Linked DNA regions of Homo sapiens: region 2 is linked to region 1. A link is a contact called in ENCODE Hi-C data. All regions are on one chromosome and are shown on one strand. The core of a region is the stretch at or near the end of the contact, and the rest is flanking DNA. Distances in the headings are between cores, read along the strand shown. Region 1 holds the start of RTF2 (replication termination factor 2). Region 2 overlaps VAPB (VAMP associated protein B and C).

Region 1 (4,340 bases), core at 1,197-3,696:
AGAGAAAAAAGTCCAGCTGCCTGAGCTAGAACACCAGCACAGCCGGTACTGCTGGGTTTTATCAGCAGCATTTGGGGAAGCAGTTAAGTCAGACGGGCCTCATCGGAGACAGCCCCTCATCTTATACTCCTTTTACTCAGCAGCTATGAGACTCTGAACAAAGACAACTTGCACATCTGAGTCTTGGGGTTTTCATTTGTAAAACAAGAGGGATTATACCTTCTAACTCTTAAGGTTATTGTGAGCCCAAAGTGAAAAAATGCCTACAAATCTCTCAGTGCACGCATGGTCATGGCTTAATAAAGAGCCGCTATTTTTGTTTTTTCTTCCCCAAATGAGAAAAGAACACTGGTTTGAGTCTTTCTAAAGATGCTGGTGTTTCTGCTCTTCTGTATTTGACTTTCTTTCCTTTGCTGTGAGAAAGAACTAATCCTAGCACTCATTCCCGGGTCTCTCACTGCCTATGTGACCTTGAAGGAGTCATTTGATCTTTCCACGCTTCTGTTTCCTCACCAGTAAATGGAATTCTAATAGTACTAACCAGTTTTAGTATCTGCCAAAACTAGGCTTTTCACCCCTTTCTCAATGAATCTGTACTTTCTTTTGGTTTACTGAGGAAATGTACTCATATATTGAGTGTGCCAAAGACTCTTCTAGGCACTGATGATACAATGTGGAATAAAAGTCCTGGCCGGGCTTGGTGGCTCACGGCTGTAATCCCAGCACTTTGGGAGGCCGAGGCAGGTGGATCACCTGAGATCAGGAGTTTGAGACCAGCCTGGCCATCACGGTGAAGCCCCGTCTCTACTAAAAATACAAAAATTAGCCCAGCATGGTGGCGGGCGCCTGTAATCTCAGCGACTGGGGAGGCTGAAGCAGGAGAATCGCTTTGATCCTGGGAGGTTGAGGTTGCAGTGAGCCGAGATCACATCACTGCACTCCAGTCTGGGCAACAGATCGAGACTCTGTCTAAAACAAAACAAAACAAAATGAAGTCCCTACCCTCATAGAGCTTACAGTTATTGTGGTTAGCATAGAAATAAATCATAAATCAATCAGAGACCAACTAATTAAAGGGATTATTTTTTAAAATTCTCATTAATCACAGTAACAAGTACCCCAAGCTTACATATAGCCCTTGAAGTTTCCACATCCACGTATTTTCTGGGCAACTCTTCCCAAGTAAAAAATATTTTCAGCGTTTTTATGTTTCACGTAGGTCAATAGGGTAATATCCAATCATAAAGATCTGCCTTCTTGGCAATGGAGAAATTTTCCCATCATATATATGTACAAATACATACATACATACATACATACATATTAATGACAGAGTCTTGCTCTGTTGCCTAGGCTGGAGTGCAGTGGCATAATCATAAGCTCACTGCAACCTTGAATTCCTGGGCTCAGGCAATCCTTCCTACCCCCTCAGCCTCCGGAGCCGCTAGGACTACAAAAGCTTACCACAACGCCTGGCTAATTTTTCTTTTTCTTTCAAGATGGTGTCTCACCATGTTGTCCAGGCTGACCTGGAACTCCTGGGCTCAGGTGCTCCTCCCGTCTCGGCCTCCCAAAGTGCTGGGATTATAGGCACTTTCCCATAATATTTATAATAATTAAAGGAACAAACAGAGAGATAGACAATCGCCTAAGAGCAGACAGACAATCATGAATTTTTAGCAAGGGATTTGTGTTCTTATAGATAAAATACAGCCTGACTCTTGGAACGGGCATGGCAACATCAGTGTATATTTTATAAGAACTATTATATCGTCTATTAATGATACTTGATTGTTAATAAAATTTTTTTAGCCTGGGCTTCAGGAAACTGTGAATGAAATACACACACGCACAAACTGTATGCAAAATTTCACACACATGCCATCTACAATATGCATGGCAACACCAGAAAGTTCCAGGCCTTAAGGGAGGGTCTTACTTCCTAGAATCTGTTGTAACATCACTTCACAAGATTTGTTGTGAGTGCTTGAGTCACAGTTGGCGCTCAAGAAAGATGCGTTCTCCTTTTAAACACAAAAATGTCCATTGATACAGCAGATTCCGTTCATAGGCATCCTTAATCGCAGAAACAGGAGGGCGGCCCTTTTCCTCAAGGCGCTCTCAGTCCAGGGATGTGCCCGCTCCGCAGCCACACAAGCTGGCGTGGGATAGGGTCAAAGAGCGGTGGATGCGCACGGGCCGCCCACGCCCTCGCTGCCCTCCCGGAGCGTGGGCGAGTGATTCCGATTGTGCAGCAGAAACCCAGGGTCTCACGGGAACGAGGAAACCCGCCCACGCCCAGCCTCCAAGCGACGCTCTCCATGACAACCGGCACTTGGTAACGGCCTCGCCCTGCCCCGCTACGCCGCGCCTAGCGTGCCGCCCCGCCCCGCCCCGCTACGCCACGACCAGCGTGCTGCGTCACGGCGGTGCGCCGGAAGTGGCTGCGGATTTCGCCGGAAATCCCGGAAGTGACAGCTTTGGGGGTTTGCTGCTGGCTCTGACTCCCGTCCTGCGATGGGTTGCGACGGGGGAACAATCCCCAAGAGGCATGAACTGGTGAAGGGGCCGAAGAAGGTTGAGAAGGTCAGTGATGTGGGCCGGCTCTTGGCGACCGGGGGTGGTGGGAATTTGACGACCCCAGAAAACGAGAGGAAGTAAGAAGGGGGAGCCAGCGGAGTTCCAGACCTGGCTGCGGTCTTTTATTCCATTCAGAGGACTCAAAATTAACAACAGTATTAAGAGTGGACATTCAATGGGTGCTGACTATTGCCATTCACTGGACAGTAATCTTAACAGGGGGTATCTCATGTAATTATCACAATAGCCCTATAGCTACATACTGTTGTCCTCATTTTCAGACATGGAAGTTGAGGCTCAAAAGGAGAAATTTGCAAAGCTAGTAAATGGCAGAGCCAGGATTTGAACCCTACCTGCGACTAGTAGCAATAATACAAATACCTAGTGTATACTGAGTTTTGTATACACTAACTTCATTTGCTCAGAGAAGCCTTCCCAAACTGTTCCCTTACCACATCCTTTTATAAACTGTCTTAGCCTGCACACGGCTGTACGTGGTTGATTTGTATCAAGTCTTCCCCGCTAGACGGTAAGTTCCTGATAGCAGAGGCTGTACCCTTTTTTTCTCTGCAACTAGCATGGTTCCTGGCACACTAAATATTTCGAATAAACAAATGAGTGAATAATCCCTGATCTCACAAGTAATCGAGGAAATTATAATAATTTCTTTGCTACTGACGGGGACATTGAGTCCAGGGATATTAAGGTGACTAAGATCACACAGCTGGTAGGTAGTGAAGCCAGGATTCCCATCCACTTATTTGGGATTTCAAAGTTAGCACAAGTAATTACTTTTTAATGATAAAATATTTGTAAAGCACCTAGTAGAGACTTCTTTACAAAAATATTTGTAAAGCACACGTGGAGACTTCATGTATTCTGATTCAGGAGCTGGAGAGCTTGTTTAAAAGGTAAACCCCTTAAGTCACTATTGTATTTGAAGCATTCCAGTGGCTTCCCATCACATTAAGAATAAAATCTCGTCAGACCCTTGAGCAGACCTTGCCTATGTTTCTGACCTCATCTTCTGCCCCTCTCCACCTCTTTCATACTGTTCTAGCTAAACAGGCCTCTTGTTCTTCAACCTGGAGTGTGAGTTCATCAATCTGAAATACTCTTCACTGAGATTGTCACATGATGAGTTTCTTTACTTCATTCAGTTTTTTACTCAAATGTCATCTGTCCACTGTAACTGAAATGTGCCTCACTTCCAATATTCTCTCTTCTCTTCTTAACAGTGCCTACCACTGTGTTGTTTATTGTCTCTTTCCCACGTAGACAGGAACCTTGTGTGTCTTACCTCTGTAACCCCTACCATGTGTCAGCCACATAATAGACACCTAATAAGTATGTGTGAATATGGGAATGAATGAATACCCAAGAGGATGAAGTGTACCCTCTGATCATACGTACATGTAAACAGGCGAATGCTGGATAATTAGCATTCATGAGTGGTTTTTTGGCTTTCACCAAAAAAGTGTTTAGCTCAGTTTTGTTTTCTTGTGCCCAGGGCTGAAAAGGAGTAGCTTAATGAAAGGCTTGACAAGAAACAGGTGTCGGAAGAGGGTAGAAAAGAAGGAAGAGCGATTCAAAAAAGCCAGAATGCCTAGGCAGGATGGATTTTTATTATAACTATTCACACAACAAATGCTTAATAAGTGGTTACCATATATACATTGTTGTAGGCCCCAGGGATATAGCAGTGAACAAGGCAGAGTCTAGCCCTGGTGGAGCTTACATTTCGGATCAATATTGTGAAA
Region 2 (4,340 bases), core at 492-2,991, 1.9 Mb after region 1:
GAAGCTGCTGACCTGGTTGATAATCTCTTATCACTGGTATAGCCACTTAGGTTCTTTATTGAAAAGGAACCAGAACAGATTACACACTAACTGATAAACCACGTTCTACTGTTTCTCATCGTTCACAGATTGAAAATTCCAGTTGGATCATCAAGGTGCAGAATGCTAAACTTGTTCTTCTCCCCTGTTCTGTATCTGGTGTGAATTGGATGTGTTGATTTTCGTATGGAGGCTTTTTCACATGCTGTCATCTCCACTAAAGATGGAACACTTTGGAGAAGTTTTACTTCTGTTGTTAATGACTTTTTGCACTTGAACTGTTAAAACAACTACAACCATGAGAAATTGGGACCCCATGCTATTTTATCACTCATACCCCTAACTTGAGCATATTATCTGTCTTGACTCATCCTGCTTTGTGTAAAATGTGAATCATGTTTTGTCACTCTTCTATTTAGATAGAATTTTATTTGCAGTAGAATATTGCTTATCTTTTTGTTTATTTTTGTGATTACTGTAATCAGAAATTTTGGTCTTTCAAGTAGAGAATAATTACTAGATGTTCGTTAGTCAATGGGATAAAGAATGCATTGAAAAAATTCAGTTTATTAAATCGTCTAAGATCCTTTTAGAACTGATGTAAAATTCATCTGTGAATAATCTTCTACTGCACGATAATATTAGTGCTGGATATAGATAGAATGTATGAAGCCTCAGCTCTTATATACTCCTTTTAGCCATTTTTCTATTACGAAAAAAAATCTAGTGTATTAAAGGAAAGTAGTGACAGTATTTATCTTTAGATGGTTTCTAGTATTTGAAGTTCATACAGAAGCTTTTGTCAGAATTGTACACATGGGTCTTTGTCTTGAGTTAATGAGACCACTGCAACTTTAAACATGTTTTGAGTGATAACCTTGATTTTTATAAATTATACAAGCATGACTATCAAGGCTGGTTTATCAGTTTTCAACAACTTTACAAGTCTGAACAAGTAGAAAATTATTTCAAAAGAACCTTGTTTGGATCTCACATAAACTACAGGTAGCTTTCTGTATATGAAAAAATTTTTAAGTACAGAAAAATACAGATAATATAAATACCCCAGTATGGAGTAACTAAATGTTAATAATTTGTTAGAAGACTCGTTTTAAATCTTTCTTTAATAAAACAAGTAAAACTTCACTAATAATTTATGGCATGTCTGTACTCCATATCTGCTGATTCATACGCCCTCCTTTTTTTTTTGTTTTTTTTTTAACTCCCCGGAGGAATTTAATGTGAACTATTTCCGTTTTTTTCTAGATCACTTAATGTAGTGTCATGGTGTATGGATGACTTAACATGTTTTTGAGACCTATCAACTGTTGAAATACAGATCTAGTTCATTCTTTTAAAGAGTTGTATAGTATTCCTTCATGAGATTTTAGAATTTTTATTGTAAGTAAGAGAATTCTTTATATATTTTCAATTCTGGCCATTCATCTGTTATATAAACTGCAAATATCTTAGTTTTCCAGGCTGTTCCTTACTAACTTTGTATTTTTTTTCAGGTAGCTTTCCTGAGTTTGATCTTAGGAATTCTTAAAATACAGTAGCATGTCTTCCAGTTTAGTTTTCCCACCCATGGAGGTGGTGGCAGGCTGAGTTTTGTTTCTTTCTGCTCTGAAAGACCTAGGAAACTAGTGAATTGAGTAAGCACCCTGCAAGTCTGGTATAGTCTATTTCAATCAAGTTGGCTTCTGGTGTGCCTTTGATGGCATCATCAGTGAGAGTTCTTGGTGTTGATTTCTCTTGCTGCAATAACAGGTGTGATGTTTCTCAGTAGCTGGCTGGCTCCCGAGGATACCAGGAGAATACTTTATTAATTTAAAACACTGCATTCTAAGAGTTCTTCAGGAAAGTTATGTGTCTATGGGTAGGGTTGTTTTTATGTGGTTATTTCAAAATAAGAGCTATACAATCAGGCTTTCTGCTGGAATATTGGAATATAATGTCTGCCATTTAAACACATTGGTTGCAAAGCTTTAAAGCTTTATTTTTGTTTCTAAAGCATTGATTTAATGTGTGAGCTAACAATTCGATCAAGAAAATAGATTTTTAAGAAAACTTCTCCAGTGTCCTTATTCTTGAGTTCATGGTTATTTAACAGCTCACTCTCTTCGAATATCTGTTAGTATGGTATCTTTCATTTTTTAGGGAGGGGGCAACTTTAAAAAAAAACACCATAGAATAATTATGATGAAAGCATTATTGACACAGTGAGCATTTTTAATACCTTCAACCTGTATATAAGCAGCACAAATTTAGAGTGATTTCAGATCCGGGTTTTGAAGTAGGTGTCTGTTTACAGGAAATGCAGCAGAATCAGAGTACAATGACCTCTGAGGAAGTCTCGTATTCATGCAGCATACATTTTTACTATGTTTGTGGCACTGTTCTAGTTTGGAGGATCTGGTGATGAATAGGACAGACACCCCCCCCCCCCACCCCGCCCCCCACTCCATGTGGAAACAGGAAAGGAACAAACAAAATATGTCCTATGCAGAAGATGAAAAGGGTGTAATGCTGGAACAGGAGCAGCAGTAGTCTCAGTATTTATTCACCCAGAGCCTGGATGTGCTTACAGAGGGTGCATAGAGGAAGAATACAGCCATTGTGTGAAGTAGATGGAAGCATGGCATGGCTATTTGTTCATTCAGCAAATATATTATTGAGCATCTGTTCTATGCCTGCAAGTGCTCTAGGTGCTGATGATCAGTAATGAACAAGAGGGACAAAAAAGTCTGTGTTGATGGAGTTTCCATTCTAGAAGGGGAAGATTTACATAAACAAGAAAAGAAATAATGTGGGGATTGGTGCACTGCAGATGGGTATAGAACGCAGAAAGCAATAGGATACTTTTTAATGTAAATAGACTGTCAAAGGGTAAAATTTAAAAATATTAATAAGATATCCAACAGATTTTGCTTTAGAATGTCCGTGTCCCTCCATTTTAGTGTATTTTTCCCACATAGAGAGTCTACTGTATTGAAACCTCAAGCACACTTTTATTGTCTTAACAAAATCCATCAAAAGTCATAGGCTTCTGGAGACAGATTATTACCTTCCCAGAAGGTAATCTTTTTAGAGTTGAAGTGAAATATGGTAATTTGTTTTTTGGAGAGGCTGTGAAAAGGAGAGATACTGTACCTAATTTGTGTTTGCAAGAGTATAAAATAATATAGCTTTTTTTATGCAGAGTGGAAAAAACTGTTGTGAAGCTAATAACTTTAAACTTGTATCTGGAAAGCTGAGACCTGATAGATTATATATCAAATTGGTATACAACTTATTTGGTAACATATATAGGTTGAGTTTCAAAGTATTGTAGCTACATCAGAAGATAAATAACAAAGGAAGGATATGTATTTGTGAAACCAGAATTTCATGAACTCTAGAAAAGGAAGAGGAGCAATCACTTTGCACAACAAAGAATCTTTATTCATATACACACACACACACACACACACACACACACAATACAGATAGATATTTTCAAAATCTCAATAATATTTAATATTAGAAATGTTAAGGGGGATACTACCGAAAGTGAATTAATATAAAAGACCAAATGCTTTTTCCCCTTCCTTTTTTTAAAAAAAATATAGTTTAGAACAGTTTTAGGTTCACACAAAAACTGAGCAGAAAGTATGCACAGAGTTCTCTTGTAACTCCTACCCCACACATGCATCATAACCCCCTCCACTGCCAACATCCTACACTGAGAGGTACATTGGTTACCATTGGTGAACCTACATTGACATGTCATTGTTAGCCAGAGTCCGTAGTCTGCGTTAGTATTCATTTCTAGTGTTGTACATTCTGTGAGTTTTTACAAATGTATAATGACATGTATCCACCATTATAATATCAGAGTAGTTTCAGTTTTACTGTCCTAAAACTGCTCTATGCTCCTTGTGTTCTTTCCTCCCTTAAATTTTATCAACACCGTATTTATTTATTTATTTATTTATTTTGATAACAGAGTCTTGCTCCATCACACAGGCTGGAGTGCAGTGGAGCGATCTTCGCTCACTGTAACCTTCGCCTCCTGGGTTCAAACTGTTCTCCTGCCTCAGCCCCCCGAGTTGCTGGGATTACAGGTGTGTGCCCCCACACCTAGCCAATTTTTGTAGTTTTATTAGAGATGTGGTTTCACCATACTGGCCAGGCTGGTCTCGAACTCCTGATGTCAAGTGATCCGCCCCCCCGCCCCACTCAGCCTCCCAAAGTGCTGGATTATAGGCGTGAGCCACCATGCCTGGCCAACACCTTATCTTTTTATTGTCTCTGTAGTT

Evidence for each region. Hi-C counts contacts between places; a loop is a spot of excess contacts on that map. Pooled maps may share reads with other maps.
Region 2: a pooled map shows a loop between it and region 1 (2.8-fold over the local background). The contact joins the enhancer-like site here to the promoter of RTF2 in region 1. A Hi-C loop is called at or near these places in 2 of 50 pooled maps.

The regions. Positions count from the first base shown.
Region 1 is chr20:56,466,181-56,470,520 of GRCh38, forward strand. RTF2 (replication termination factor 2) reads left to right here and starts at 2,447. Exons shown (of 9, transcript NM_016407.5): 1 at 2,447-2,586. The coding sequence starts at 2,518.
Region 2 is chr20:58,406,415-58,410,754 of GRCh38, forward strand. The region is part of intron 1 of VAPB (VAMP associated protein B and C); the gene reads left to right. Among named protein-coding and RNA genes, the nearest start is that of VAPB, 19 kb to the left of the region's middle. Within about 2 kb of position 1,742, at least 11 of the 41 ENCODE cell types and tissues checked have a DNase peak (open chromatin) inside an H3K27ac peak, as active enhancers do.